4 separate regions of the Homo sapiens genome follow, and all the other regions are linked to region 1. The links are chromatin loops, found by intact Hi-C in ENCODE. Cell type or tissue: B cell. All regions are shown on one strand. Region 1 overlaps CLEC16A (C-type lectin domain containing 16A). Region 2 overlaps CLEC16A (C-type lectin domain containing 16A). Region 3 has its middle 15 kb from the start of BCAR4. Region 4 overlaps TXNDC11 (thioredoxin domain containing 11).

What was found. Peaks named below come from ENCODE experiments on the same cell type or tissue, not always from the same donor. Only the 100,000 strongest peaks of a DNase experiment are listed, where the experiment ranks them.
Region 2: it touches region 1 in a loop (5-fold over the local background); 24 of 110 quality-filtered maps call a loop at or near these places.
Region 3: it touches region 1 in a loop (7-fold over the local background); 7 of 110 quality-filtered maps call a loop at or near these places.
Region 4: it touches region 1 in a loop (4-fold over the local background); 2 of 110 quality-filtered maps call a loop at or near these places.

Annotation. Positions count from the first base shown.
Region 1 is chr16:10,960,724-10,968,723 of GRCh38, forward strand. It overlaps CLEC16A (C-type lectin domain containing 16A), which reads left to right. Exons shown (of 24, transcript NM_015226.3): 3 at 1,732-1,865. Among named protein-coding and RNA genes, the nearest start is that of CLEC16A, 20 kb to the left of the region's middle. RefSeq lists an enhancer at 4,794-4,873. In B cell, CTCF peaks have their summits at 3,501 (motif pointing right) and 3,706; DNase peaks (open chromatin) are centred at 3,488, 4,328, 4,958, 6,028 and 1 weaker place; H3K27ac peaks cover 909 bases.
Region 2 is chr16:11,090,833-11,098,832 of GRCh38, forward strand. The region is part of intron 19 of CLEC16A (C-type lectin domain containing 16A); the gene reads left to right. Among named protein-coding and RNA genes, the nearest start is that of CLEC16A, 150 kb to the left of the region's middle. RefSeq lists enhancers at 580-669, 4,041-4,090. In B cell, no CTCF peak of the experiment used is centred here; DNase peaks (open chromatin) are centred at 2,830, 3,589 and 4,148; H3K27ac peaks cover 1,312 bases.
Region 3 is chr16:11,809,354-11,817,353 of GRCh38, forward strand. No RefSeq gene overlaps it. Among named protein-coding and RNA genes, the nearest start is that of BCAR4, 15 kb to the right of the region's middle. In B cell, a CTCF peak has its summit at 4,563; DNase peaks (open chromatin) are centred at 828 and 4,528; H3K4me3 peaks cover 1,112 bases; H3K27ac peaks cover 1,269 bases.
Region 4 is chr16:11,685,684-11,693,683 of GRCh38, forward strand. It overlaps TXNDC11 (thioredoxin domain containing 11), which reads right to left. Exons shown (of 12, transcript NM_015914.7): 8 at 5,607-6,399; 9 at 2,620-2,762; 10 at 2,174-2,283. Among named protein-coding and RNA genes, the nearest start is that of SNN, 21 kb to the left of the region's middle. In B cell, no CTCF peak of the experiment used is centred here; DNase peaks (open chromatin) are centred at 3,628 and 4,538; H3K4me3 peaks cover 1,466 bases; H3K27ac peaks cover 4,530 bases.

The sequences.
Region 1 (8,000 bases):
GGAAGATTCATCTCTTCTCTCTCATTTATGCAGTCATTTGCTTATATTAATATGGACTCGTGGATATTTATTTATACTTTGGGCTATAATTCAGTATGTTGTTATTTTATTGCTCAAGTTGTTTCAGCCTTGGCTATTAGGAGCTCTTTCAGGCTGGTTCTTGTATCCCCTCGATATGCTCTCTTCCTTTTGTTTTTTGAGCACTTCTTACTTCCTGGTACTGTAAAATGCTCCAGTCCTACAATCACCCTTTTTTCCCAATGAATTGCCCACTCCCCTATGGAGTTTTAAAAAATCTAGGTTCATGGATTTTATGCTAGACCTACCCTGTCAATCCCCGGGGCAAGATCTAGGTACAGGCATTTTAACAAGTTCCCAAGTTGGTCACAGTGCGGCAGTGAGTTTGCTGGTGGCCCTTAGGAGTCACTGATTTATGCAGCTTGAACTGAAGGTAGACAAAAATAGGCCAAATGACAGAAATACTCTGGAGGTCAACATGAATGGCATTTACAGGCAGATGGGCCTCCGAGTTGGAGAAGATTGTAAGGGTCTTTTTTAGGCCATTTAAATTTTTTCATTTATCCGTTCATGGATTCAGACAGAATCAGGCAGCACTGAGTAAGTTCCAGGCCCATGACCTCACCACTGTGGAGATGCCAGACGAGGACAGAGAGGCACCCACAACTGAGTCAGCCCGCAGGCACACCTCATTTCTTCCAAGTGTCCCAGATGCAAGATTATCTGGTGTTAGCTTGAGTACAGAGAACACATAACTAGAAACGTCATTCTCTTCCTTTAGAGAAAGGCACTGGATGGTCTGTTTCCTTTTCAAGACTGAAAGAGCCAACGTGTACCCCCAGAAGCCAGTGCCGCTAGGCTGTGTACAGACAAGTATCCTATCCACAAGGAGAAAGGCAGAAACAGACCTGGGGATGGGTTAGTAGGGTTTCTCCACCACATCAGTACCTGTGTATTTCTTTCTAGTTATTTTCCCCTAGAACTTGACAATTTGGGAGCCACAGTACATTTGGTTGTCATATCTCCCCAGCCTCCTCTGTTCCGTGACTCTTTTTTAGTCTTCTGTTGTTTTTACGACCCTGAAAGTTTTGAGAAATGCTGGCCAGGTCTTCTGTGGAATGTCCCCCAAAATGGGTTTGTCTCACTTTTCTCATGATTAAACTGGCAGTTAAGGGGAAGAAAACCGTAGGGCTAAAGCTTTTTGGGAACTTTTTTTTCTTTTTTTTCTTTTTTTTTTTTTTGGCTCTGTCACCCAGGCTGGAGTGCAGTGGCCTGATCATATCTCACTGCAGCCTTGAACTCCTGGGCTCAAGCGGTCCTCCCACCTTAGCCTCCTGAGTAGCTGGCACTTCAGGCATGCACCACCGCCTAATTTTTTTTTTCTTCTCTGTAGAGGTAGGGGTCTTGTTATTTTGCCCAGGCTGGGTCTTGAACTGGCCTCAAGCGATCATCCTGCCTCAGCCTCCCAAAGTACTGGGATTGCAGGCATGAGCCACTGTGCCCAGATCTAAAACTCATTTAATACTCATAATTATATCTTATTCCTTTGCTGGGAATTCCAGTTGTGGCGGGTGACAATGGGTGGCATGACCTGTGCAGATACCTTGGGGGAGAGGGGTGAATCTAATACTTGTGTTGTGAATGAAACCAGATAATAATTTCTGTTTCCACATGTGGAAGCAAGCCACTGATGCTTTTCCATTCTCTCCCCAGCTTCTTCCTGGAGAAGAATATGTTTGTTTTCTTCTTGAACATCTTGCGGCAAAAGTCGGGCCGTTACGTGTGCGTTCAGCTGCTGCAGACCTTGAACATCCTCTTTGAGAACATCAGTCACGAGACCTCACTTTGTAAGGACATTCCTTGGTATTTGCCTCTGTGCTGCTGTGCATGTAGCAGGGTGAAGTTGGGCGTGGTTTTCTGTGTCTGCGCTTACTATTCGTCGGCTCAGGCTATCCTAACAAAATACCATAGACTGAGTGGGTTAAACAATAGAGATTTGTTTTCTCACTGTTCTGGAGCATTGAAGTCCAAGATTGGCCAGGCATGGTATCTCATCCCTGTAACCCCAGCACTTAGGAGGCCAAGGTGGGCAGATCACTTGAGCTCAGGAGTTTGAGAACAGCCTGGACAACAAGGTGAAACCCCGTCTCTACAAAAAACCACAAAAATTAGCTGGGTGTGGTGGTGTGCACATGTAGTCCCAGCTACTCAGGAGGCTGAGGCAGGAAGATTGTTTGTCAAGGAAGTCGAGGTTGCAGTGAGCCGTGATTGTGCCACTGCACTCCAGCCTGGGTGACAGAGCAAGACCTTGTCTCCAACAACAACAAAAAAAAAAGTTCAAGATCAAGTTGCCAGCAGGGTTGGTTTCTAGTGAGGGCTCTCTTCCTGGCTTGCAGACGGCCACCCTCTTGCTGTGCATGGCCTTTCATCTGTGTGTGAGTGGAGAGAAATTGAGAGAGTGCTAGCTGGTGTCTCTTCCTCCTTCTATGGGGACGCCAGTCCTATTGGATGAGAACCCCCACCCTTATGACCTCATTAACCTTAATTACCTCGCCAAAGGCCCTGTCTTCAAATACAGCCACAATGGGGGTTAGAGCTTCAATGTAGGAACCTGAGGGAGACATAGTTCAGTCCCTAAGCCTGTGTTTGTTTCTGTGTGGTGGGTACTATCAGAGGGTTCCCCTCTGCTGATGATGCTGGGGGTGTTTGCAGTTCTTCTTTATGACTTGCTATTAAAGAGTTGGGGTCGCTGAATCATCAGCCAATGGAATAAGCACTGGAAGAAGTAAGACAAGGAAGATCTCTGCCAGAGGGCAGGCAAGGGTGTGTGCATTGGTACCAACCCTCCTGCTTCAGTCCCTCCACCCAGCTAGTGAGTGTGTGACTCCGAACTTCTTACCTGCCCTCACTAAGCCTCAGTTTCGTCATCCGTAATAACCACCCCTGAGAGGCAGGTGCCATCAGTGCTTTCATTTTAACACCCAGGCGCCAGCTCTAGCAAAGCCAGAATAGAGAAGGGGTTTCATCCCAGGCGATTAGCTCAGTGGTCTTCAGTGAGGGGACATTTGGCATCATCTAAAAACATTCTTGGGGGTGCTGCTGACATCTAGTGGGTAGAGGGTAGGGGTGCTGCTAAGGACAGGCCCCCCACAACAGGGAATTACCCAGCCCAAATTGTCCCCAGTGCCGAGGCTGAGAAACCCTGGTTTGGTTCCTAATCCTCCACGCTAGACTGCTAGCTTTGTTATTCCAAGGTGACTTCACCAAGCCCGGGCCCTGCCCGCCAGAAGTGGGGGACAAGTGGCCAAATGTCTATATCAGAGGCAGGCTCTAAGTCCCCAGGACAGGTCTGAAAAAAGTCTGCAGTGGGCAGAAAGAGGTAGAGATGGTGGCATTCCTCTGGCCAAGAGGGAGAGGTGAAAGGGCTGCTGAGTGATGGCTCTCGCAGCCGCCGCTAGGTGGTGCTGCTGCCTCAGAGACGCCTTATGCTTCCCGGTGACCGCAAGTTGACAAATGTGGGCCGACTCCTGTCTCCCTAAATGGTTTCCCTTGTTACCAGCGCCTGTTTCACTGGATGTGAAATGACTGCGGTTTCTAAAAGCTCTGAGGGGAAGATCCAGCTCAGTGGCACAGGCCCTTGACTCAGACTGAACCAGGTCCCAGGCCCAGTTCTGCCCCACACTGGCTCCCTGCACGTGCCTGGACAGTGAAGGCTCCGAGCTGCTGTTTGTGCATCTGTCAAGAGGAGAGCACAGTGGCTGCAGCATAGAGTGGCTGGGCGTGAGCGTGAGAGCAGGTGTTCAGAGCGAGGCACAGGGTCTGGCAGATAGGACATGGCCATGGTGTCGGTTTTATCCTTTAAGGCAACATCACCCTCAGTGTCCCTGCCCTGGGAAGCCTCTCAAAGTCCAGCTAGGCACGGGGTGACTGGATTGAGATGGGGGTGGGGCGATCAAAACTTACGGCTTTTAGAGTGTTTCTCTGAATTATGTGGCTTTTAAAAATTGTATATATTTAATGTGTACAACTTGATTTAATATATACATATACACAAAAAAATGTGTACATTGTGAAATAATCACGGCAATCAAGTGAATTAACATATCCATCACCTCACTTTTGTGCGTGTGTGTGGGTGGGGGTTGTGTGTGCACCTTGGGTGATGAAAATATGCAGTAGATCTGTTAGCAGATTTCAAGTCTGTAACACAGTAGGATGACCTGTAGTCACTGTGCTGTACATGAGAGCTCCGGAACTTACTCATCGTGCGTCGTACCCTTTGATCAGCGTCTCCCCATTTCCCTCCTCCCCAGTCCCTGGTAACCACCCTTTGACTCTCTGCTTCTATGAATTTGACTGTCTTAGATTCTCCCTGTAATTGAGATCATGCAGTATGCGTGGCTTTTCTTGTCCTGGCACCGAAAAGGGTGCCCTGCTGTGGGAAACCCAGGCAGATGCCCCTGGCTTTATAGCCCCTTCACCACAGTGCTTTTATAAGCCCTGCAAAAAGGGTAGAAATCATTGCACGTTTACAGAACTTGGATTTGTAAGGGGTGAGGAGGATAGAAGACCTTTGCTTTTATTTTTGTTTTCTAATCACAGAAGAAAAAATGTCCTCATTGTTAAATAACGAAAAGCCAAATGTTAGAAAAATGTAAAGTCAAGTTTCTGCAGAATTCAACCCTAACGATCCATTGTGCACCAGCCATTCTGCTGTTTGCTTTTCTTTTTCCCACCTTCCCAGTGTATCCTAGATCTCATTGTCCCGTTCTGTAACCCTGCCTGGTTTGGTTTAGGAGTGGCAGCTTGTTGTGCTATAATCTATTTAACCTGACCACGGGCATTTAGGTGGTTTCCAGCTTTTCACTATTACAAGCTACCATTTCACAAATGCACCTGTTGCCTGTTGGGGTTAGTGACCTAAGTGACAGAGTCCCGAGAGACTGAGATTACGTACAGGCTCCCGGGTTTATTAGAAAAGGATACCACAGAAAGTCAGCCACACAGTGAGGGGGTAGTAGAAAAATCCCAGCCTGATAATAGAGGCACCTCCAACTGTCCTATGGTGGCCCCCCACCACCCACAGAGTCATCTCTTGGAGGCCCTGGAAAAGTCCCTGCTGGGGAGTGGAGGGAGCCTGTCGCTGTTCCAGCTCCAGGGTACAGCTGAGAGACTCACAGTTGCACATCTGAAGCTCCCAGTATGGTGTCTGTGCTGCTGGTGGTCTGGAAGCCACTAGCCAGTCACAGCAGGGCTCAGTAAGACACCCCAACAGCTCCTTATCCTGCCAGCCCATTACCCCTCCCTACTTCTCCCCCAGCAAGAGCCAGAATGACACAGAAAGAAAAAGAAGTGCTCTGGGTATCAGAATCACCTGGGTGACACGATACCCATGTTAGACTCCAGGTGGATAAATAAACTGTGGACTATTCAGAGAATGTACTACTATATAGCAAAAAAGAAAAGAAAAAGGAAAAGGAAAGAAGGAATGAACTACTACCATTGCATACACAGCAACCTGGAAAGCCCTCAGATGTGGTAATAAGCGAAAGAGGCCAGACATAGGAAGTGTGCGTACTGTCTGCTTCCATTAGATAAGGTTCATGGACAGGCAAAACGAGTCTGATGTGCTAGAAGCAGAATAAGGGTTGCATTGGGGTAGCGGGTACTGACTGGGCAGGGGCATGAGGAAGTCTTCTGGAGAGCTGGGAATGTCAGATTTGGGATCTGGATGGTGCTTACACCGTGTGTATATGTAAAAATTCATCATGCTGGGCACTTAGGGTTATGTATCTATGTGTTTTATACGTAGATATACCCGAGGCTGGGTACTTTATAAGGGAAAGAGGTTTCATTGACTTACAGCTCAGCACTGCTGGGGAGGCCTCAGGAAACTTACAATCATGGCAGAAGGTGAAGCAAACACATCCTTCTTCACATGGCAACAGCAAGGAGAAGAATGAGTGCTCAGCAAAGGGGGAAGCCCCTTACAAAACCATCACATCTCGTGAGAACTCACTATCACGAGAACAGGATGGGGGAAACCACCCCCATGATTCAATTATCTCCACCTGATCCCTCCCACAACACGTGGGGATTATGGGAACTACAATTCAAGATGAGACTTAGTTGGGGACATAGCCAAACCATATCATACATATATGTGTGTGTATATTTCCACATATGTCAAGCTGTCCACTTAGGATTTGTGATATACATAACCCCATCTTTAAAAACATTAAGATTCCTAAGATTCTGCCTTAGACCCATTGACTCCTTGCTTGGAGGGATCCCCAAGCACTGCCTCAGTAGTGTTATGAGCAGGCGATTTTGAAAACTGCTCTTCTAAGACTACAAACCGCACAGCCTGTCTGCCATGCCTGCTCAGAGTGCACAGTGGCTTTTCTGAATGCAGTGGCTTTCCCGGAGAACTGACTTCCAAGGAGGACCACGCCACAGGCCCACACTGTGGCTTCCATCACGATCCCGGGCTCCCAGATTCCTCTTTGTGGTGTTTTTGATGATTCCCAACAGACTGTTGAGTTTGACTTTGATCGACCTCAGTTAGGTACCTCGACGGCTCCAAATAACTTAATGGTTTATTTCCTCTTCACCCAAGAGCAACTGTTTTCAGTCCTGGAATATGGTAGAGATTTTCTTTGTTTGTTTTGTTTTTAGAGACAGGTCTCACCCTGTCGCCTAGGCTAGTCTCCAGTGATACGATCATGGCTCACTGCAGCCTTGAACTCCTGGCCTCAAGCTGGGACCACAGGTGCACACCATCACACCTGGCTAAAGCTGAGATTTTGAATCTCCGAATAATAGTAATAATAATAAGAAGAATGGCAGTTAACATTATCGAGTGCTTGCATTGCGGCCCATGCTGTCCATTCACACAGCCAGTGAATCAGTGACTACTACTACTGTCCTGAGTGCTTTCTGTGCATTTTCTCCATTAACTCTTACCACTACTTCATGAGGAAGTTTTGGCTTCATGAAACTGGGGCGTGGGGAGGGTCAGCAGTTTGCCCAAGGTCACAGCACAGCTAGGAAGTGGCAGGGGCGAGATGTGGACACAAGCAGGCCAGTCCAAGTCCACGATTAAACCCAGAGCTTCCCAAACACTAGCACGCATGGGGAGCCCTGCACACTTCTCACATGCAGAGTGCTGGGCCCACCCCTGGAGATTCTGACTCCGTGGCGCAGGGCCGGGGCCCAAGATCCTACAGGTCTGACAAGCTCCGGGGTTGCTGTGCTCCCCATCTGAGGACAAGACTCTGAGTAGCGAGGCTCCAAACCATGCCCCCAGCAGGTGTGAATCGTGTTCTGCCTTTAGCTGTCCTGGGGGCCGGGCAGGTGAGCTGGTGCAGCACTCACACAACATTCCAAAGGACAGGCGATGGGACAGCAGTGCCTGCCTTGCAGGGTGGCTGGTAAGAACACAGAGGGAAATATGCCTGGCAAGGGCCCAACACTGAGATATCAAACTGCAGGCCATAGGCTGCAGCTGGCTAGTAGACATGTTTTTGCCGGCCAGCACAGCTTTAAAAGCTAGTTGATTTCAGTGGCAAACATGTCAGGATCAGGAGATGCAGTGTTGGAATCTGGTTTTGCCTCTCTTCACTGTTGAAAGCCCTCACCATACTGGCCTGCATTTCTGCAGGGCCAGGCGCTGGGAGCTGGGGAATGGGGTTGCTCTTCAGTTGACCCCAGTGCCCTTGGGCCCTCATCACCCAGTTTTCATTGTTGGGCCCCCATAATGCATGACAAACTCTGACATCAGACCTAAGTTTGAATCCCTTCTCTGTGACTGTCTCTGTGCACGGGTAAGTTAACATCTCCGAGATGTTTTTGCTCATCTGCAAAATGGGAAGAATGAGCAGGATCATGTGATGGTTAATGGTCATGTAAAGCACTCAGCCTAGTGGCCGGCATGTAGTAGGGATTCAGCAGGAAGGGACCTTTATGCAATCATGTTGCTA
Region 2 (8,000 bases), 130 kb after region 1:
TTTTTTGGTATTTTTAGTAGAGAGAGGGTTTCTTGCCTTGTTGGCCAGGCTCGTCTTGAACTCCTGACCTCAAGTAATCCACCCACCTCAGCCTCCCAAAGTGCTGGGATTACAGGCATGAGCCACGGTGCCCAGCCTATTTTAATTTTTTGAGATGAGGTCTCACTACGTTGCCCAGGCTAGTCTTAAACTTCTGGGCTCAAGCACCCCGCCCACCTTGGCCTCCCAAGGTGTTGGGATTACAGGCGTGAGCCACCAAGCCTAGCCAGGATTTTGCCTTTAAAGCGCCTAATCTCCTTTCTCCATAAAGACGTGAGGTAAGCAGTTTTCCCTCCTGTGTTTATATCTCCCCCAACTCACACCATGAGCTGCTTCTATTAAAAGACACAGGAGATGGATAACTGGTGTTGAAAATGATATCACTTATTTCAAAGGGTAAAAGGGAAGTTGTGTGTGGCTTTCAGTAAAAGCTCACAGGCCTATTCAGTATCGGCCACTTGATGAAGAAGCCTTACTTTGTGGTGGATGCCCCCGGGTCTGGCCCCAGTGGCGCCTGAGAGGCAGCAGGTAGAGGCAAGAGCATGCTCTGAAGGCTGTGATTCACCTCGTAGGGCGGGTGGGGCTGTGTGCCCTGGCAGCCTTCTGCACCTACTGAGTCTCAGGCCTCCCCCACCTCTGCAGGGCTGTCCTGAGGGGCTGGCACTGCACAGGGAAGGGCGCTGGCTCGGAGATGGGTAGAGTTAGTGGGTAAATGGGTACTCCGCAGAGTCTGACCGCCAGCATTCAAGCTACCTCTGCTGCTTGCCAACCAGGTGACCTCAGCACATGGCTTAACCTGAGCCTCAGGTTTCCTTCATCTGAAAAATGAGGAAAATTGTCAGGAAAGCTTTGAGCACGATGCCTGAAACACAGCAGGCCTCTGATAGGTGTAAGCTCAAGTTCCATGACTCAGGCTGCAGATGATCTGCTAGGCTTTCTGGTAACCCACGGGTAGCTGAACTTGATGCCTGAGCTCCCCCTCGTAAGTTACCCCACTTTTCTTTGCAGGAAAGGTGTGCTTAAGTAACAGGTACTCAGCAGGGGTGTTCTGACACCCTGGGACTGCCATGGGTTTGCTTCCTCAGAAGGCTTCCCCGTCGGCTGCCCTCTCTCACTGTAGGGTCTGCTTGGACTCAGTGTGCAGAAGCCCTCCATTATCGACAGAAAACAAGCTCCTTAAAAACACACTTAGGCCAAGCACAGTGGCTCACGCCTGTAATTTATCCAGCACTTTGGGAGGCAGGTGGACAGATCACTTGAGGTCAGGAGTTCGAGACCAGCCTGGGCAACATGGCAAAACTCCATCTCTACAAAAACGAAAAACTAGCCACGTGTGGTGGTATGCACCTGTAGTCCAAGCTGCTTGGGAAGCTGAGGTGGGAGGATCGCTTGAGCCCAGCAGGTCAAGACTGAAGTGAGCCAAGATCACACCACTGCACTCCAGTCTGGGCGATAGAGTAAGACCTGTCTCAAAAAACAAACAAAAACAAACACACACACACACACACACACACACACACACACACACACATGCCAGGTGTGGTGGTGGGAGCCTGTAGTCCCAGCTACTTGGGAGGCTGAGGCGGGAGGATCACAGCCTCCCGGGAGGTTCCCGTGAGCCAAGATCATACCACTGCACTCCAGCCTGGCTCTGTCTCAAAAACAAAAACACACACAAACACAAAAAAGCCCATGCTTAAACCAATCCCTGGCTTGCAGGCATTTCCAGCATTTCCTTGAACGTTTTTGCAAATACAGATTTGAACATAACTGATTTCAGTTCCTGTCCCCAAAACTTTTGGTTCCTTCCTTCCTTTTGTTCGTGGCACAATGGTGAGAGTAGGTGCTCTGGAGTCAGAATCTATCAGGGTTTGAGGACTGGGTCTGTCGTCTATGAGCTGTATGACTTCGGCCGAGCTTCTGAAACTCTGTGGGCCTCGGTTTCCTCTTCTATAAAACACGGTGGTCGTGACAATTAAATATACTAACAAGCGTTTGATCCATAATAGAATCCCCAATGCATGGTGACTGTCGTTATCCTCATCATCATGACTGTCCCCAGTCTAGTGGGAGACAGGCCAGGAGGCAGGAAGCTCCCCCTACCCCAGTGTCGAGGCCCCCATGGAGCAGGGAGGAGCTGGGATGAGGAGCATCCTTACCTGGGCAATCTGTCCAGACCCATCTCAGGGATCTCCTCCTCCTGTACCCCCCACCACCTCCACTTCCCTGCTGGCTCCTACAGCCTTTGCACCCCCTTCTCATGGTGCTTTTGGGGCATCACATGGTGTGCACCCTCATCTCTTATGAATTCAGCTAGACCTGCTCAGCACAGCAGAGTGAGAGAGAGAAGGGCAGTAGGCTTCACTGGAGTGGCCCTTCCCTGCCATCCCTCACAGTGAGCCTGGGCCCTGGAGTTGGGACATTTGGAGAACAAAGCCACTTTTCCTCAGCCAGTGCGGTTACCGTGGCCATACTCGTCCCAGTGAGTATGAGTCTAGGACTCAAAAAGTGCTTCAAGGCCTCCTAAACCCTAGCTGACACTTCCTGTGGCACTCAGGCAAAGGAACAAACAGGCTTCCAGTGTACAGGCCGGGAGCATGCCCTGCTGGACACTTCAGTGATTCTGCCCGGACTCAAGGGTTGGAAGGTGGGCAGTGACTGGTCACCTTTCTCTTCATATCTATACCGCCTGGCACTGAGGAGTCACCAAATGAATCTGTCTTAAAGCAAAGTGGGCGTATTTTTGAAGAAGTAAATATCAGCCAGGCGCCGAGGGTGGGCAGATGCACCCTGGGCACAGCACAGGTGGAAGAGGGCAGGGCGTGTACAAGACTGAGCAAGAGGAGGTAGAAGGCGAGCCAGGATATGAGGGTGTGGCAGTGCAGAGAAGGGGCCCTGCTGAAGGACAGGAAAGTGGGCTGGGAGCAGCTCCAGGAAGCCCACTTCCATGGCACAGTTAGCAGGGATGAGGTAGCAAGAATGGAGGCGGCAGCTGGTGAAACATGCCTCTCTCATTCACCCCAGGTGAGAGGACAGTGACCCAAGCCACGGTGCGTTCAGGGATGGGGCAGGCTTGGTTAGAAGGGAGGACCCACAGGCTTCCTAGCCTGTTGGGGTGGAGGGGTGACGAGGGTCTTTGGACGACAGGCAGGTCCTATCATGTGCTTGTAGAAGCCATGGTGGTTAATTTCTGCCTTCTTTTGTAACTGTGGCATTAGGAAGCAGGACTGACCCCATTCCTCTAAATCATGCCCTGGTCTCAACCTTTCCTCCAGAGTACTTCCTCTTTTGTACAGGGCCCCTTCCCAGCCTGTGGCTGTCCTAATGAACCACCTTGCTGTGTCACCTTCAGGTGACCAAAGATGAAGGCTCCAGGGGCTCAAAGGGGAAACTGAAGGGTAACATGAGTCAGGGGTTCCAGAGGCTTGACTCAGAAGCTCTGCGCCTGTCCTGGGCAGGCCGAGCCTGATAAGTTTCCAGCCCTAAGGTGTGATTGCAGTAAACCTTCTGGAAGCCAGAGCCGGCTTCATCTACAGATGTGAGGTTTGTGGGAGGAGGCAGAAGTGCTCTTGTGGCTTAACGGGCCCTCTTGGCTCCAGCTGCTCAGAGGAGGGGCAGCTGAGAGCCACACAAGGCCTTGCCTCTGAAGTTTGAAGCATTTACAGGCACCACCTCCCCCCCTACAACTTTTTCCAGGCCACATCAGGCAAGCTCCTTTCTTAAGAACTGACCTTGTGTGTCTCTTTTTGCATCTGAGTTCTTTAGAAAAATCTCTCCCTTTTTTCCTGTGGGGCCCTGCATGCCTGCCTTGGCCCCACTGCCCGAATATGCCTTCTCTCATTTCCCTCCTGCCTCTGCCGTGTAGTTTCTAATGTAGCTCAAATGTGAAAAATTAGGTTTGCATGGTTGCCATGAATTTTACGTGAATCACATTTAAATCAATAAAGCCTGTAGAATGAATCAAGTTATCGTTATTATGAGGTAGCAGGGGGCTATTTAAAGGGGCTGTGGGCCTTTAAGCACATAATGGAAAAAGTTTCCTACTACTGGATGATCCCCGATAAAGCACTTAACCTTTTGCAGCTCTGGGCTCCCTCAGTACCTGTGATGCGTTTGAAGTTTCTACTTTCTTCTTAGCAGGTGTGATCAAGCAGAACTAGAATGAAAGTCACATTTTCCATGACTTGTTTCTTATTTGAACAGTTGCTAATCTTTTTTTTTCTTTTTTTTTTTAAGTGGGTAGTCTTTTAAATGACATTCTGTTTCAAATGTGTGAGCTTGGGATCTTTGATGTAAATAGCAGGAAAAAGTGGGCGGTAATGTTATGGAACGTGGAAAGCCTGCCTTTTCTAGGTCGTGCTTTTAGAGCAAGAACCAGAGAGAAGAAAGAAAGGAAAGAGAAGATGAAAAAGAAAAAAGGCTGTGCAGGGGTCACGGCTGGAAAGGCCCTCATAGCAGCCTGGCACATCATGTTCTGACTCTGGGTGCAGGGCTCCCCCCACCTCCCCATTTTCACCTTGATCAGTCCTGACATTCTCTCCACGGGCCAGCTCTGGTCTGTGTGTTGGGAATGACCACTCCAGGAACAGAGTCCAGGCAGTCAGCATAGCTGAGGGTTTGCCACAGTGCTCTGGACAGTTGAGTAAGACAGGAGCTACAGCCGGGCACGATGGCTCACGCCTGTAATCCCAACACTTTGGGAGGCCGAGGCAGGCAGATCACCTGAGATCAGGAGTTCGAAACCAGCCTGGCCAACATGGTAAAACCCCATCTCTACTAAAAATACAAAAATTAGCTGGGCGTGGTGGCAGGCTCCTGTAATCCCAGCTACCTGGGAGCCTGAGGCAAGAGAATCACTTGAACCCAGGAGGCAGAGGTTGCTATGAGCCGAGATCGTACCGCTGCACTCCACCCTGGGTGACATAGCAAAACTCTGTCTCAAAAAGAAAAAAAAAAAAAAAAAAAAGGGAGCTAGAAGCGTAGCTGTAGCGTAAGATTGGCACCAAAGGAGACCTTCACTTTGGAAGTTAATGGACTCAAACTCCTGGGTTCAAGCAGTCTTCCCACTTCAGCCTCCCAAGTAGCTAGGACTGCAGGTGCACACCATCACACCCAGCCATTACCTTTTAATTACACAAATACTGTGCAAATACCTTGTCTTTGTAAGAAAACAAAACTAAGGCCAGATACCATGGCTCACGCATGTAATCCCAGTTACTTTGGGAGGCTGAGGCGAGGGTTGTGGGGGATCACTTGAGCCCAGGAGTTGGAGACCAGACTGGGCAACATAGCAAGACCCCATCTCTAAAAAAAAAAAATTTTATGTAGCTGGGTGTTGTGGTATTCATCTATAGTCCCAGCTGCTCAGGAGGCTGAGGTGGGAGGATCATTTGAGTCCGGGAAGTCAAGCCTATAGTGAGCTGTGATGGCATCACCGCACTCCATCCTGGGTGACAGAGTGAGACCCTGTCTCAAAAAGTAAAATAAAATAAAAACTAAGTAATGTCCACCCTCCTCATCCCACTTCCCTGGATAACCACAGTCACAGTGGGTATGTTTTCTTCCAGACCTGTGTCCCAAGAAGCACACAGAGACCCACGGGAGGAATACAGACCATTGAAAGTTTTCTAAATTTATTTCCTGATTATAAAAGTATTATCTATTCACTGTAGAAAATTAAGAGAAACAAGCATTTAAAAAACACTTGTAACCATACCATACCCCAAAGATAACCACATGAGTTCATTTTACAAAAATGAGGTCACCCTGTGCACGCTGTTCGATAACCTTAATTTTTCACTCCAGGCCTTATGGGGGTGCCTTGTCCCTGCATCACCAAGCTGTGTGTCTCATCAAGACTTTTCCAGAGGTGGTGCCTGAGGCAATTCTTGGTTGGCAAATGTAGGAATATTTTGTCCATGTACGTAATCATGTCTTCTATGAAAGATGATGCTGATTTTGCGTTGATGTAAATGAAATTTTCCTTATAAATTTCAATACAAAGGGAGGGACATAATCTAAAGAAAACATCACATAAACGGTACAGGTGGTACAACTAGGAAAAAATCCTTAGGATGGTCAGGAAATGACTAAAGTTTAGGAACCACCATTTTAACAGCATTTTTAAAAAACTGACTGTATAACATGCCACCATGAGGGCCTGCCAAGATTTAGTTTCCCAGTATCTGTGAATTTTTCCCTTTTTAAGTCCTCCCCACCCCAAGTTTGAACTTCCCTGTAGCTGAATCTCTACACCCAACCATGAGAACGGCGGTAACCTAAAATTCTAGAACAGGTTAAAGGACATGCCCAGCTGAAAGACTTCTTTGCCAATTGCCAAGTTGCCCTCCAGGAAGGCTGTCCCAGTGTGAGCAGCTGGGTGAGTAACCAGGGGCTGTTTTCCTGATGAAAATTCACAACTGTGAGTAAATGCCTCACATCCCTTACCAATTTTCTTATCTGAAAGATTTAATCAGCTCCCTCGCCCTTGACAGGTTTCTTTCTCTGTGTTTTGGGGGCCTCTGTAAGTGCCTTTTAATATTTCCATTGTGTGTGTTAATCTTTCATTAGAATTTGATGCATCAGAAATATTTTTAAAAAGCTTAGTTCAATTAATTTCCTTCCCTGCCCTATTATTTTACTTCCTTCTTTACCTGAATCATTAATGGCAAGGAGCACCGACACAGAACTGAGTTCAGGGCTGTTCTAATTAACTCCCGGGGATGTTATGAGCAATCCATCAGTCCTGGGGTTGCATTACAGCCTCCGTATTTACTGGTGTTTTTTCAGTGAGCTTTCCCTGTGTGTGAAAAATCCAGCAGCTTTTTGGCCCCATTGGTTTACGTCTGTTTTATGAATGGCCTGAAACGTCTTGCCCCAGTGTCTGAGAGTGTGATGAGGAAAAGGATTTTGTGCTTTGCTTTGTTTTTCAATTATCCATGGGCTGTGAGTTCCTTGCATTATAATAGCAGGAGCACAAACCTATGATCAGACTCCACCAACTTCAGTGTTGGCTCAGGGTATGACCTTGGGCAGGTTTGTCTCCTCAGCTGGCCCACGGGCGACAGGTGTAGGGAGGTCTGCCTCCCACAAGTGATGCCACAAGGCCAAGTGGTATGTAGACTTGGCTGTGTGGTAGAATCACTTGGAGAGCTTTAAGGCGCCCGGTGCCCAGGTCACACCCCACACCAATTAAATCAGACTGTCTGGGGGCAGGAGCCAGCATCTGTTTTCAGTGATCCCAGGTGATCCTACATGCAGTAGAGTTTGGGAGCCACCGCTCTAGGGATTAACCGAGGCCTCTGCAGCACGCACTAGCATGGTGGCAAACAATGAGTTCTCAGTGCCCACCCCTCAACAGAAAAGCCAGAAGATGGAGACACAGAAGTCAGATCCTGCTCAGCCCCATCTCCAAGGAACGGCCATGTGAGCCTGTGTACTGAGAATGCGTGCCTGTGCACGCCGAGGATGCAGAAAGGGACAGGGGACCAAGTGGCAGGTAGCCTTTTCTTCTAAACTGCTACCAGGTATTTGCATCCCAGCCTGTTTAGTGTTGCTGCTGAGTCCCCTCCACCTTCAAGAACTGTCAGCCTCTTCAGTAAGGAGACGTGGGGTCCCAGCTGTGGCTTCCTAAGAGCTGAGCGTGAGGGCGTTAGTGTGGCCATCCATAATGGTATTTGGGATCTGACAAGTCTCCAAACCACTTGTCCATAGACCCTCCAGGGCCCTGCACCCTGAGAACCAGCCTGGTGGGGCTGGAGTCCTAAAATCTGCACTTTGTCCCAGTACCGGGTGCCCCAGGCTGCCAATGGGCCTCCCTTCGAGGAACCCTGGATCTCTCCCAAGACGCTGTGTGTGAGCTTCAGCCTTTCCAGTTGCCTGCACATTCTCGCCCAAGTGCTGTGTGTGGGAGTAACTTTTCAACTCCTTCGTTCAAGAGCCTTTCCCACCCCTCCACTGGG
Region 3 (8,000 bases), 850 kb after region 1:
GCCTGTCTCGGCCTCCCAAAGTGCTGGGATTACAGGCGTGAGCCACTGCGCCCGGGCCTAGAACTAGAATATCATATATCAAATCTAAGCAGTCAAATCTTGCCCAAGTCTTAGTGATTCAAATACCCTTTGGGGACCAGTTCCCTTTCAAGCACTTCACTGGTATTTTCTTTCAAGGTGTTATGAGTGCATATGTCAAGAATTTTTTGGCTGGGTGCGGTGGCTCACGCCTGTAATCCCAGCACTTTGGGAGGCCAAGGCAGGTGGATCATCTGAGGTCAGGAGTTCAAGACCAGCCTAGCTGACATGGTGAAACACTGTCTCTACTAAAAATACAAAAAATTAGCCAGGCTTGGTGGTGGGCGCCTGTAATCCCAGCTACCAGGGAGGCTGAGGTAGGAGAATCAGTGGAACCCGGAAAGCAGAGGTTGGCGGTGAGCTGAGATTGTACCACTGTACTCCAGCCTGGGCAACAGAGCGAGACTCCATCTGAAAAAAAAAAAAAAAAAGAATTTTTTAGTTGTAAGAGACTGTTAAGTAGTGAACCCTAATTAAACAAGGCTAAGGGGAAGAAAGGAAATTTATGAGCTCATAGAACTTAATTGTCCAGGTAAGGTTCGTGTCAGTATCATCAGAAACTCAGGCACTCTCTCTCCTTCTGTCAGTTCTGCTTTCCATTCTCAGGCAGACTCACCCCTTGCGGCAACGTAACTGCCAGCAGTTCCAGGCTTAGGTGGTCTTTTCTCAGCAACTCCCACAAAGCCTTGCTCTTACAAATACTTCCGTAAAACCTGGACCTGACTCTGGCCAGAACTGTGTCACACTGTTACGGGTGGAGGGTGTCCAGGTTCTTGACGTTTTGAAAAAAGAATTGGACGAAACGCACAAAGCAATGAAAGAAAAGCACAGATTTATTGAAACGAAAGTACACTCCACAGAGTAGGGAGCAGGTTAGAGGAAGTGACTCAACAATGCTGGTTACAGAATTTTCTGGGGTTTAAATACCCTTCAGAGGTTTCCCATTGGTATGCCCTATGTAAATGAAGAGGGTAAGTGAAGTTACAAAGTTATTTACTTGGCATACACCCCATGGAAATGAAGAGGATGTTTCCTGCCATAGCTGAAGTGAAGTTACAAAGTTATTTAGTTGGGCATAGAAAGTTGGGGTTTTGGCCTGGAGGTGGGAGAGCGGGGAGGGCTCATGCCTGTAATCCAAACACTTTCGGAGGCGGAGGTGGGCGGACCTTTGGCCAACATAGTGAAACTCCGTCTCTACTAAAAATACAAAAATTAGCCTAGCATGGTGGGGGGTGCCTGTAATCCCAGCTACTTGGGAGGCTGAGGCAGGAGAATTGCTTGAACCCGGGAGGCGGAAGTTGCAGTGAGCCAAGATCAGGCCACTGAACTCCATCTAGAAAAAAAAAAAGACAGTTAATTGGGGTTTTTCCCTTTTATTGAGTTCTAGGAAGTATGTATGTTTGTTTGTTTATTTATTAAAACAGAGTCTCACTTTGTTGCCCAGGCTGTAGTGCAGTGGTAGGATCTTGGCTCACTGCAACCTCTGCCTCCCAGGTTCAAGCGATTTTCCTGCCTCAGCCTCCCAAGTAGCTGGGATTACAGGTGCTCACCACCACACCAAGCTAATTTTTCTATTTTTAATAGAGATAGAATTTCACCATGTTGGCCAGGGTGGCCTCGAACTCCTGATCTCAGGTGATCCACCGGCCCCGGCATCCCAACGTGCTGGGATTACAGGTGTGAGCCACTGCACTCGGCCTAGTTCTAGGAAGTTTTTAGGTTCCCTGCCTCCAGACCCCATTCTCCTGCATCAACATAAGCATCCTGAATCAATCATCCAGGCAGGACGGGCAGGTTATACAGTTTTGTTGTAAACAGTTATGTTAAGGCCAGGCACGGTGGCTCACACCTGTAATCCCAGCACTTTGGGAGGCCAGGGTGGGCAGATCACTTGAGGCCAGGAGTTCGAGACCAACCTGGCCAACACGGTGTAACCCCATCTCTACCAAAAATACAAAAATTACCCAGGTGTAGTGGCATGCACCTGTAACCTCAGCTACACGGGAGGCTGAGGGAGGAGAATCACTTGAACCCAGGAGGCAGAGGTTGCAGTGAGCTGAGATTGGCCACTGCACTCCAGCCTGGGCAACACAGCCAGACTCTGGATCAAAAAAAAAAAAAAAAAAAAAAAAAAAAAAGAACAATGCTCCTTGATAGCTGCTGTTCTACAACACAGAGACTAAGGGGTATTGAAAGATGATCCTCAAAGATGTCCATGTGGTGGCCAGGCGCAGTGGCTCACTCCTGTAATCCCAGCACTTTGGGAGGCCAAGGCGGGTGGATCACGAGGTCAGGAGATCAAGACCATCCTAGCTAACAGGGTGAAACCCCATCTCTACTAAAAAATACAAAAAATTAGCCGGGTGTGGTGGTGGGTGCCTGTTGTCCCAGCTAGTCGGGAGGCTGAGGCAGGAGAACAGCGTGAACCCGGGAGGCGGAGTTTGCAGTGAGCGGAGATCACGTCACTGCACTCCAGCCTGGGCAACAGAGTGAGACTCCGTCTCAAAAAAAAAAAAAGAAGAAGAATCAAATTCAGGGCTGGGTGCAGTGGCTCATGCCTGTAATCCCAGTACTTTGGGAGGCCGAGGCAGACAGATCACCTGACGTCAGGAGTTCGAGACCAGCCTGGCCAACATGGTGAAACCCCATCTCTACTAAAAATATAAAAATCAGCCGGGCGTGGTGGCTGGCGCCTGTAATCCCAGCTACTTGGGAGGCTGAGGCAGGAGAAGTGCTTGAACCTGGGAGGCAGAGGTTGTAGTGAGCCGAGATTGTGCCATTGTGCTCCAGCCTGGGCGACAAGAGCAAGACACCATCTCACACACACACATACACACACACACCAAAAAGGTGAAGAATCTGGCTGGTCATGGTGGCTCACACCTGTAATCCCTGCACTGGGATTACGCCAAGGCAGGTGGATCACCTGAGGTCAGGAGTTCGAGACCAGCCTGGCCATCATGATAAAACCCCGTATCTACTAAAAATACAGAAGTTAGCCGGGCGTGGTGGCCCACACCTGTAATCCCAGCTACTTGGGAGGCTGAGGCAGGAGAATCACTTGAACCTAGGAGGCAGAGGTTGCATTGAGCCAAAATCACCGCACTGCACTCTGGCCTGGGTAACAGAGTGCGACTCCACCTCAAAAATATAAAAGAAGAAGAATCTAATTTGGTAGGTTTAGGGTGAGGCCTGAGGTTTTGCACTTCTTACAAATTGTTAGGCCCTGCCAGTGCTGCTGCTCCAGGAGCCACACTTTGAGAAGTGACGTTCCTCTAGAGAATGTCTAATTTGCCACCTTTAAACCCTATTCCTGCGGCCAGGTGCAGTGGCTCACACCTGTAATCCCAGCAGTTTGGGAGGCTGAGACTGGTGGATCACGAGGTCAGGAGATTGAGACCATCCTGGCTAACACGGTGAAACCCCGCCTCTATTAAAAAAAATACAAAAAAATCAGCTGGGCGTGGTGGTGAGCACCTGTAGTCCCAGCTACTCGGGAGGCTGAGGCAGGAGAATGGCGTGTACCCGGGAGGCGGAGCTTGCAGTGAGCCGAGATCGCGCCACTGCACCGCAGCCTGGGCGATAGAGGGAGACTCTTGTCTCAAAAACGACAACAAAAAAACCCTATTCCCTTTCTTATGGTTTCTGTATTTTCACCTATAAAAGAATAAGATAAACAGGGCGCGGTGACTAATGCTTGTAATCTCAGCACTTTAGGAGGCCGAGGCAGGTAGATTGCTTGAGGACAGGAGTTCAAGACCAGCCTGACCAACATGGTGAAACTCCGTCCCTACTAAAACTACAAAAATTAGCCGGGTGTAGTGGCAGGCACCTGTAATCCCAGCTACTCGGGAGGCTGAGGCAGGAGAATCACTTGAACCTGGGTGGCAGAGGTTGCATCGCGCCACTGCACTCCAGCCTCGGTGACAGAGCAAGACTCCATCTCAAAAAAAAAAAAAAAAGAATACGATATTGGGATTTTACAGTGCTTCCAAACAGAAAAACAGCAATGGTTAAATATGGCAGTTTAAAAATAGCCACATCCAGCCAGGCGTGGTGCCTCATGCCTGTAATCCCAGCACTTTGGGAGGCCGAGATGGGTGGATCACCTGAGGTCAGGAGTTTGAGACCAGCCTGGCCAACATGGCGAAATCCCATCTCTACTGAAAATAAAAAAATCAGTCGGGCGTTGTGGCATGTACCAGTAATCCAGCTACTCGGGGGCTGAGGCTGGAGGATCACTTGAACCTGGGAGACAGAGGTTGCAGTGAGCCGAGATCGTGGCACTGCACTCCAGCCTGGGCAACAGAGTGAGACTCTGTCTCAAAAAAAAAAAAAAAAAAAAAAAAAAAGTCACGTCCTTTCTTCATCAAAACAATTCTCGTTTTGAGGGTGGCGGGGGGCGTGGCGGGGGGGTGGGTGTTGTGAGTTTCAGAGGGCTATGATAGACCACTAGTGACAACTTGTGGCTAGTTCTTATCATTACAATCACATTTTGCGTTCCCTTTCAAATGTAACACAATTACAAAAATCAACATTGGGTATTCTGTTTCATTTACATAGTTTTGTGAAACTAAAATGTGTTTAACTTTTCATTTTGAGATGATTATAGATTCATCAGAGGGTCCCAAGAAATGTATAGGGAAGTTCCACGGACCCTTCTCTCAGCCTCCCCCAATGTTAACGTATTAAATATCAAAACCAAGAAAGTGACATTGGTACAGTCTATAGATGTAATGCAGTTTTCACAGTTATACCTGCTCTCCTTTGTGACAAAAACACTTTGACATATCAAGGAAGATGTATCAGGCCAACAAGAATCTCTTTCTTTGGTGGTTAAATAATATTAAATTCAACAACCAACTAGAAATTCTTAGTTTTGTAATAAAGCAAAATGAATCTCAGCATTCTACAACTTACAGTTTTGTTGAAACAAATCTTGTTGCCCAGGCTAGAGTGGTGCCATCATGACTCACTGCAGCCTCGACCTCCCAGCTCACAGCTCGAATGATCCTCCCACCTCAGCCTCCTGGGTGGATGGAACTACAGGGACACAACGCAACACCCAATTTTTTTTTTTTTTTTGAGACAGCGTCTCACTCTGTCACCCAGGCTGGAGTCTGGAGTGCAGTGGCGTGATCACGGCTCGCTGCAATCTCTGCCTCCCAGGTTCAAGCAGTTCTCCTGCTTCAGCCTCCTGAGTATCTGGGACTACAGACATGCCACACCTGGCTAATTTTTTTTTTGTATTTTTAGTAGAGACAGGGTTTTGTCATGTTGGCCAGGCTGGTCTCAAACCCCTGACTTCAGGAGATCCACCGGCCTTGGCCTCCTAAAGTGCTGGGATTACAAGCGTGAGCCACCACACCCAGCCCCCAACTGATTTCTTGTACTTTTTTTTGTAGAGATGAGGTTTTGCCAGGCAGGTCTCGAACTCCTGACCTCAAGTGATCTAGCCACCATGGACTCCCAAAATGCTGGGATTACTGGTGTGAGTGACCACATGAGGCCTCTAGCTTTGTGTGTGTGTGTGTGTGTGTCTGTGTGTGTGTGTGTGAGAGAGAGAGAGTTTCACTCTTGTTGCTCAGGGTGGAGTGCAATGGTGCAATCTCGGCTCACCACAACTTCCGCCTTCCAGATTCAAGCAATTCTCCTGCCTCAGTCTCCCAAGTAGCTGGGATTACAGGCATGTGCTGCCACGCCCAGCTAATTTTGTATTTTTAGTAGAAATGGGGTTTCTCAATGTTGGTCAGGCTGGTCTTGAACTACTGACCTCAGGTGATCCATCTGCTTCGGCCCTCCAGAGTGCTGGGATTACAGGCATGAGCCGCTGCATCCAGCCATTTTCTTCTTTTTTTTTTTTTTTGAGACGAAGTCTCGTTCTTGTCATCCAGGCTGGAGTGCAATGGTGCGACCTTGGCTCATTGCAACCTCTGCCTCCCAGGTTCAAGTGATTCTCCTGCCTCAGCCTCCCGAATAGCTGGGATTACAGGCTCCTGCCACCACGCCCAGCTAATTTTAGTATTTTTAGTAGAGACGGGGTTTCGTCATGTTGGCCAGACTGGTCTCAAAGCCCTGACCTCAGGCGATCCACTCGCCTCAGCCTCCCAAAGTGTTGGGATTACAGGCGTGAGCCACCGTGCCCGGCCTAGCTTTCTTCTTTTGCTCAGGATTACTTTGGATATTTGGGCTCACTTTGGTTCCACATGAATTTTAGGATTTTTTTTTCTATCTCTGAAAATGTCATTGGTATTTTGATAGGGATTGAAATGAATCTGTAGATCACTTTGGACAGCGTGGTCACTGAAGGGAAAAACACCACGACAACAATGACACAGAAGACTTCTGTAACCAAATGTGTAGGGATTTCTCCCCACACACCAAGCAACCAATCAATTCTACATCAGACATCTGCTGGGTGTCCTCCGACTTTTTTTTTTTTTTTTGGTTGGGGGGACACAGAGTCTCTGTAGCCCAGGCTGGAGTGCCATGGTGTGATCTCGGCTCACTGCAACATCCGCCTCCCGGGTTGAAGTGATTCTCCTGCCTCAGCCTCCTGAATAGCTGGGATTACAGGTGCCTGCTACCATGCCCGGGTAATTGTTGTATTTTTAGTAGAGACAGGGTTTCACCATGTTGTCCAGGCTGGTCTTGAACTTCTGACCTCACGTGATCCACCCTCCTTGGCCTCCCAAAGTTCTGGGATTACAGGCATGAGCCACTGCACCCGGCATTTTTTTTTTTCCTTTTAAACAAGGTCTAGCTCTGTTGCACAGGCTGGAGTGCAGTGGCTCAATCTCAACCTCTCAGACTCAAAGTGATCCACCCACCTCAGCTTTCCAAGTAGCTGGACCACAGGCAAGTGCTATCATGCCTGGCTGTTTTTGTTTGTTTTGTTTTGTTTTTCTTTTTTTGAGACGGAGTCTTGTTCTGTCACCCAGGCTGGAGTGCAATGGCGCGGTCTAGGTTCACTGCAGCCTCCACATCCCAGGTTCAAGCTATTTTCTTGCCTCTGCCTTCTGAGTAGCTGGGACTACAGGGACACACCGCCATGCTTTGATAATTTTTGTATTTTTAGTAGAGACAGGGTTTCACCATGTTGGCCAGGCTGGTCTGAAACTCCTGAGCGCAAGTGATCTGCCCGCCTCGGCCTCCCAAAGTGCTGGATTACAGGCGTGAGCCACAGCACCTGGCCTGTTTTTGTATTTTTTATAGAGACAGGCTTTTGCCATGTTAACCAGGCTAGTCTCGAACTCCTGAACTCAAGCAATCTACCTGCCTTGGCCTCCCAAAGTGCTGGGATTACAGGCATGAGGCACCACGCCCAGCCTCAATTCTGACAGTATCTACCTCACTGATACAGCATCAGGCCCCACAACTGAGGGCTCACTCCCACCAAGCAGCCCTCTCCCTTCCCACCAGTCACAAATCTGAGCCTCCAGAACTTCTGACTTGTTTCAACTTGGTGTTCCCACAACCCTCTCTTTGGGTTCATTTAATTGCTAATGCAGCTTAGAGAACCCAGGGAAACACATTTACTGGTTTATTATAAAGGATGTTACCGGGCAAGAGATGACGGCTCACGCCTGTAATCCCAGCACTTTGGGAGGCAAAGGCAGGCAGATTACCTGAGGTCAGGAGTTTGAGACCAGCCTGGACAACAAGGCAAAACCTTGTCTCTACTACAAATCCAAACATTAGCCTGGTGTGGGGGCTCACACCTGTAATCCCAGCTACTCAGGAGGCTGAGGCAAGAGAATCCCTTGAACCCAAGAGGCAGAGCCTGAAGTAAGCTGAGATTGCACCACTGCACTCCAGCCTGGGCTACAGAGTGAGACTCTGTCTCAAAAAACAAAACAAAACAAAACAAAAAAACGACACACACACACACACACACACACACACACAAGGATGGCATCGGC
Region 4 (8,000 bases), 720 kb after region 1:
ACAAAAGGCATAACCAAATGAAAACCATTTACCAAAAGTTTACTAACAAAACAGCACTCCTGCCTCACCTGTGCCAGCCTACCTAAAACATTAGTGTTCCTTTCTAAACAAGTGGGAGTGAACACTATATTCCATAATTAAATGCTTTTTCTCACTTGATTCTTACTTCAAAGAAAGCAAACTATAAAATTAAAACATTGTAAAAATCCACTCAGAATTCCATTGGGCTAAATAAGGCCCCCCTTTCTTATGCAGGCTGCAGGCTTGGTCTATATGCTTACTTTTTTTTTTCTGAGACACAGTCTTGCTCTGTCGCCCAGGCTGGAATGCAGTGGTGCAATCTCAGCTCCCTGTAACCTCCGGCTGCTGGATTCAAGTGATTCTCCTGCCTCAGCCTCCTGAGTAGTTGGGACTACAGGCACGTGCCGCCACACTTGGCTAATTTTTTATTTTTAGTAGAGACAGGTTTTCACTATGTTGGCCAGGCTGGTCTCGAACTCCTGGCCTCAGGTGATCCGCCCACCTCGGCCTCCCAACATGCTGGGATTACAGGCATGAGCCACTGCACCTCGCCTATATCCTTACATATTTTTAAGAAGAGTTGTCATATATTTCATACTCTGTTCTTTTCCATTAACTGTATGAAAAGCACTGTTGAAGGATAAAAATTCCATTAAATGCCCAGCCATAATTTACTTAAACATTCATCTCCTGGTGGATGTAAACAATGCTATAATGATGAGCTCATGCTTCTTCGGAATTCCTATTCCATTACTTCTCCAAAGTAAAATTAACTGGGTCAAAAATGTGTTAACTGTTTTTGTTGATTTCTTGTAAATGTTGCCAAAATGCTTTCCAAAAGAGTTATGGCAATGTACTCATTCCATTAGATACATCTGACTGCAGTTTCCATTTTATTTTATCAACACAAGATTCTGTCACTTAAAACCACTGATTACTTTAATATGTTAAATGATACTTTGTTACTGTTTTAATTTACATTTATTAGGTTATAATTTCCCCACTTGTTTATTTACTCTCTCCTCTTAAAAGAAAAACCTGCTCACATCCTTTGTTCAGAATGGAATCGGTCTCAGCCATCTTCTAAACCATTTTAATTTCCGGGGAGGCTGGAGTATGAATGCCTGATTTAATCCTGGCCCCTCATTTGCAGCTTGAAACTCTGGGCAACTTGTCGAATCTTTCTATGTCTCAGTTTCCTCCTCAACACAAATAGCACTTTCTTTTTTTAACTAGAGTGCCTTCACTAAGCGTCGCAAGGACTCAGTCAGGTAATATGTATATCAAAAACTCTCCCAACATAGTAACTCCTCAGATTTGATTCTAATTATTACTTACAGTGCATATAACAGGTGACACAGAGACACTGGAAAATATATTAATGGTCCCCCTTTTTGTCTGCTTTCCCTGTTTTCACTGCACGTATTTCTAGTGGAATCTGTCCATTTTTCTCTCTTTATTTTTCCAACTGCTTCCACTTTGGAAAGTTTCCATCTCCCAGAGGAATCAGCAAATCCTATTTTTTGTTTTGATTTTTTTATATTTAACTCTTATCTATCTGTAGGGTTTTGGGGGAGGTGGGGGGTTAAATGTGAACAGTTTTCCTCACCCAAAACTGCTTACTACCCCATCTAAAGACTCTGTATTTGAGCCTTCTTTTCCCAAAAAATATTTTTAAAAATTTTGTTTACTCAAAAGCGCACATACAGTACCCATGGAATCACAATACCAGAATGTGGATATCTATTGGTCTTTCCTTTTAATTTCACAAATGAGATAAACCAGGGCTGGTGGAGAGATCTGCTTGGGATCCCAGGACCCACTGGCATTGCCTGGGGCAACTGTCCCATGGTATTCCACGGGGCCATCCTGGCAACCAGGTCAGTGCTCTCCCCACAGAACTGCACTCAGCCACCTACGAATCTAGTCAGGGCTAAACATCAACATCATGGAAGGAACACTCAGAATTCATGAGGAAAAGTTCAGTTTCAAAGAGGCTTTGCTCATGGCTTCAACCTGACAATTAAATTCAGCCAAGTCCTACCAAAGGTTAATGGAAAATGGGCAGACCCTCACACACCATATGGCTAAGCTGCAAATAAGAGTGAAAATGGGCATACAGCCCAAAGCGCTGCAGAAGAGGCCTGCTTACCTTGCCACAGTGAATGTGTCCATGGGCAGGTTCCGAGCTAGCTGGATGAAGATGTGATTGAGGGATGGACAGAAGCCGCACCACGGAGCGTAATAGAGCAGGAGAACGTCCTGTGGGAAAGGGAAGACAGATGTTACTTGCACCGGGAAATGGGCTCTTCTTCATTTCTTTCCTCATTGCTTAGAATCCAGCAAGCACCCGAAAAATGCTACCTATGCAAATATTACAGTGAAAATTTTCATCTTTAGGTCTTTCCAATACTGTGCTTTCTGGAGCACTTTTCTGAAATTTAAAAACCACATGTAATTCATTCACGGTCCATAATTGGGCCATCACGTGGTTACTCTTCTATACATCAAAAACAGCTGCTCACCCCAACAACTGTAGTTTGGAAATTATTTTAAGAGGGACAGATGGCTTAACTTTTGCCTCTCATGACTCCATACCTGTTTTTGAAGGACTACTTCCCAAAAGGTATCAGTTGTCACTTCAGTGATTAAATGCTGAGACGGGAACTGGGCAGAGCCACTTCCAATGAGATGCCTTTTCAAGGGACTATAGAGAACGCTGAAGTTTTGAATAAAAGACTCTAAAAATAAAGAGAAAATGAGATCAACTCTCCTCTAGATACAAAGAGAATAGCTGGCCTACTTTTAAACTCCACATTTTAAAAACTCAAATGACTTCATAGGCTCACATTTTTAACATTTCACCTATCAGCAAAACCCCAAACAAAGCTGCCCGGGTGGCATCAGGTTTAGCTCTGGTAGTATTAACTCAGCAGACAGTAATGTGGATAACAAAACACTATGCAATGTTAGATGCTCTAATATTCATAGACTATTCTTTTTTTAAAAGGACTGGTCCACAAATAGACACCAAGTGAGACTGTATAAATCATCAACAAGCCACCATCTTTTCAAGAAATTTCACCCTATAATACTAAGACCTTTAAGCTTAACCACAAATGTGACAACTGCACAAGCTACAGTAGTGTGGAATGTGTTTAAATGCTCATTAATTTGAGGACAAGGAGCTACAGTTTTTTGTTTCCTTTATTAAGGTTCTTTAAGTTTCTTTTTTTAAAGGTTAAGAAAAAATTATATGTAGTGGAAAAATACATAAAACCCATAATAATCAAAAACCTGATTTGAACCAACAGTTTTACCACAAATTCTGCCATCTTCAGAGTCCTTTGCTTCATCTGAAACAATACTAATTTGAATTTCACTTTTTTTTTTTTTTTTAAAGAGACAGGGTCTCACTCTGTTGCCCAGGCTGGAGTACAGTGCTGCAATCATAGCTCACTGTAGCCTTAAACTCCTGGGCTCAAGCGATCCTCCTACCTCAGCCTCCAGAGTAGCTGGGACTACAGGCGTCCACCATTGCACTCAGCTAAAGTTTCAGTTCTTTTTCTTTCTTCTAACTCCCTCCATTTTGAGGTGCAATGGGCAATGCAGCGTGCAGAATGGAAGAGGAAGTGAAGAATGTCATGTGAATACTAAAGAGAATTCATGATCAGCATCTGAGAAACACTTAGTTGGCTATGTTTTTGAAACATGAAACCAAGAATTATTTCCTAATCTGAATAAAGCCTAAATTCTGAAACTAGCCTAGAGACAGCTGATTTATGAGTTAAGTCTCTAAACCAACAATGACACACAGTAGGTGTTTTTTACAAGCTCCCTAAGAATTCTGTCACTAACTGCAGGACAAAGAACAGCTAGGCTAAACATTTCAGAGAAGATACAGAAGATGGAAAGAAATCTAAAGAAGGCTTCTTTCAATTACCCTTAAATTCAAAGTGAACACATTATGAGGTCATTAAACACTTGAGCATTACTGAATGGAATTCAGGAAAATCTAATACAGACTACCTCAAAAATACATGCTTGTAGGAACACTGACCCCATTTCTCTGGAGTCTCTTTCCCATTTAAAAAAAAAATGCTTGTTTCATTTTAAGAAAGCTCAACACATCAAAATGACTTTAGATAACATGAATTGGGAGTAATCTATAATATCGACAGATTTATGCCCTTCAAAAAGTGACTGGTCACAGGGTTCTTTTACACAGTGAGGAACTCTTGGATTTATAATATGTAACTTGATATAGAAAAATCAATATTTACATAAAGCCTTTTCACAAATGTGTCTAATGTAAGAAACAAGCTTCACCTAGATTTGAAAGAGGATGGCTAAAAAGACTCATATGTAGAAGCTCTGAGTCTACTGTTGAGTTCATACTTTAAAACTTGAAATGAAAGGTTTCCTTCCCTACCAAATTCCTCCTTTCTCCATTCGGCATACACTGACCCTCCCTCCCGTTTCCAATGAGGCTGAACTAACGTGGCTTTTGAATTCTCACTTCATTGTGTGTAGTCAAGGGCATCAGCAAATTCCTGGGAACAGGCCAGGGTGGGTCAGCCCAATGTTGCTGCCAAGTCCCAGGGGCAAGCTCTGGGTGCTTTCTCATCATGGAGCCTTACTCCTCAAAAAGTGGGTTTTGCTGGTTTGCGACTGACACTTATTTATTTGCACTTTACACTTGTTACAGTGTAGGTACCCCAGGTCCCAGCAATATTACTCAGTACATTATGAAACAGCAGCAGAACAAATTAGGTCTGGTGGCCTTGATCCTTAGACATTTAAGCCTATGAGACAAAAAGGGAGGCAAGGCGGCTCTACTTCCTTCTTCACTGCTCTCTTTTTTTGGAGACGGAGTCTTGCTCTGTCGCCCAGGCTGGAGTGCAGGGGCGCGATCTCTGCTCACTGCAAGCTCTGCCTCCCAGGTTCACGACATTCTCCTGCCTCAGCCTCCCGAGTAGCTGGGACTACAGGCGCCCGCCAACGCGCCCGGCTAATTTTTTTTTTTTTTGTATTTTTAGTAGAGACGGGGTTTCACCACATTAGCCAGGATAGTCTCGATCTCCTGACCTCGTGATCCACCCGCCTCGGCCTCCCAAAGTGCTGGGATTACAGGCGTGAGCCACTGCGCCCGGCCACTGCTTTCTCTTTAAGCTCCTTTAGAACAAAGCTGCTGTCAAGGCTCACTTTCATCAGCCCCTAGGACATCCCACCAGAATAGCTCTCCACCTCCCTGCCTGTTCTAGTCCCCAAGTCCCCACTGCCTGCAGCTGGTTCTACCTTAGACATGTGACAGAAATCGCCAATTTAGAAAGTGGGACTCTTACCCCCACCATGGGCTAAATGACAAACTTATCCAAAATTCAGAGTGAGGAAGTTTCTGTTCCATTTAATAGACAAAATTAGCTTCTTTGAAAATTATGACTGATGGTGGTCTAAAGACTTAAAATGAGCTACGAAGGTGACATCACCCCACAACTAAATGTAATGAGAGCCATCAATAAAATTTACCCATATGAAGTCAAGCAAAATGTACAATGCTTGGGGAAATAAACTGCCTGCAGTACCTAGGGTGAGCTTCATCAGTGCTTGCTTTGGATCCAAGATGTAATGAGATTCTTCTTTCACGTCAACAATTGCCGCAAATTCTTTCACCTGAGTGGAGCTCGGAGCACCCAGTCTCTCTGCATATAACCAAAACAAATTTGAATCCAAAAGGTAGATGTTGAGAGTCTTGTTGGTTCTGCAGCTCAGGCCTGTGAAGTTTGTGCTAGTCATGTCCACTTCTGGAAAGAGATACCTGTTCTCCTCAATGTGAGGAACGGAGCTTGGGGCATCAACCTCACATTTCTTCTCAAGGGAAGAAAATGCAACAGTAGGGGCTTCAAAGACACCTTGTTCAGAGTCGATGAAGCCTGACACACCCCTGCTTATGGTCCTGCAACATGCAGTGTAGTAGCTGAAGGGGCTATAGGAAGTTAAAAAATTGCTGCATTCTATGCTGTCTGATGCCACATGATAAAAGGTCTGCTCCTTGAGGTAGAAAGAATCCAGAGCTGCTGCCATTTCAAAAAAGCTGCACTGTGGCACGCTGACCGAGCTCGGCTTCATGCCCCCGGAGGTCTGGTTGACACAGAGTTCACAGACGTTGTGGGTCCTGGAGAAGGAGTGCCACTGGGGCAGCACCACAGTGTTGCAGCAGGGGGACGCTGTGATCGTTGGCGGGTCTGGCAGCTGTGCCGGCACTTCCAGGGCCAGGGACTCCAGCACTGGAGCATCCACCCGCCGCAGGTGCTGAAGGAGACGCTCCACCACCTGGTCCCCATGACAGTTGTTGTACTCCAAGGCCACTTCGGTGATCTGAAATACAGGGCAGAGTTGGTGAAGGGCTTGGGGATGACTGAGGGACTAGCACCCCGTTAGCCACGTTTCACTTTCTGTAATTTCAGTTATCCATGGTCAACTCCGGTTCAAAAATACTAAATGGAAAATTCCAGAAATAAACAAGTCGTAAGTTTTAAACTACATGTCGCTCTGAGTAGTGTGATGAAATTTTTGCCATTACAAAAACTGCGAGCCATCCCTTTGTCCAGCGTGTCCATGCTGTGGATGCTGCCAGCCTGTTACTTAGTAGCCAACGCAGTTATCAGATCAACTGTCTCAGTATCACAGTGCTTGTCTTCAAGTAACCCTTTATTTATTAGAAGGGCCCCCAAAGTGTAAGGATAGTGATGCTGGCAATTCAGATATGCCAAAGAGAAGCCAAAAATGCTTCCTTTAAGTGAAACGGCAAAAGTCTCAATAAGGAAAAAAAAAGAGGTAAGGATGTTAAGATCTTCGGTAAGAACGAATCTTCTACCCATGAAATTGTGAAGAAAAGTGAAATTCGTGTGTAGTATATACAGGGTTCAGTACCATCTGTGGTTTCAGGCATTCATTGGGGGTCTTGGAACGTATCACCAAGAATACGCAGCAGGGTAGATGAGAGTGCAGGGGGAGATGGTTACTATATTTTTAAAAATACAACCCCAGGCATGGCACTCCTGGGCCAAATGGTACGCTGCCCATGAGATAAAACCTCCACACAATCTGGCCCGTTTGGCTTTCCAGTCTCACCCTACCCTCTTCAGAACAGACCAGGCCCTCCTGCAATGCCACACCTTTACGGAGTCCTGGCTGGGGACACCGGCTCCTCCATCTGTTCCCAAGGCCCAGCACCAGGGCAGCTGCTTCAGGGAAGCTAGTCCTACTCCCACTCCAGGAAGAGCTAGTTTTTGCACCTCCAGTGTCCCTGAGACCCCTTCTACAGTCTCACAAGCTTCTGCTGAGACATCCCTCTTCCCCACAAACTTACAGAACCTCACAGGCAGAAGCCACATTGGATTTATCCTGCCATCCCCGGGGCCTAGCACAGGGCCAGGCACATAACAAATGCTCAGTAAACCCCTGATGAATGAGTGGCAGCTCAGGGTAATGCACACAATCCTCTGTCTTGGTGAGATTTGCCACTTTACCGTCAAGCCAGTATTGGCAATTTGAATTTATATTTTATTCTAAGATTCTTCCATTTCCAAAAAGAATATTTCGTTACCCACCTCCCATTCTGGTTTCCTGAGAAAGACATGTAAGTTATAATCCAAAGGCATTTACTCTCTAAAACAGAAGAGTCTGTCAACTTGAATCAAATCTCACCACAGTTAGTTACAGGGTGCTGTCACTCAGGATTTTGTTTCGCTGTGTGTGTGTGTGTGTCTGTGTGTCTGCATGTGTAAAACAATTCAATGAGTGTAATTTCCAATTTAAAAACACAAGTTTTATAAAAATAAAAATAAAAAAGTTTTATAACGTAATATTTATAGTTAATTCAAAACATACATATTTGTACACAAAAATAAATTGTTTCAATAGTTCTCGGCATAAAAAAAGTCACTTTATAACCCACCAGAAAACTACTGGGTCAA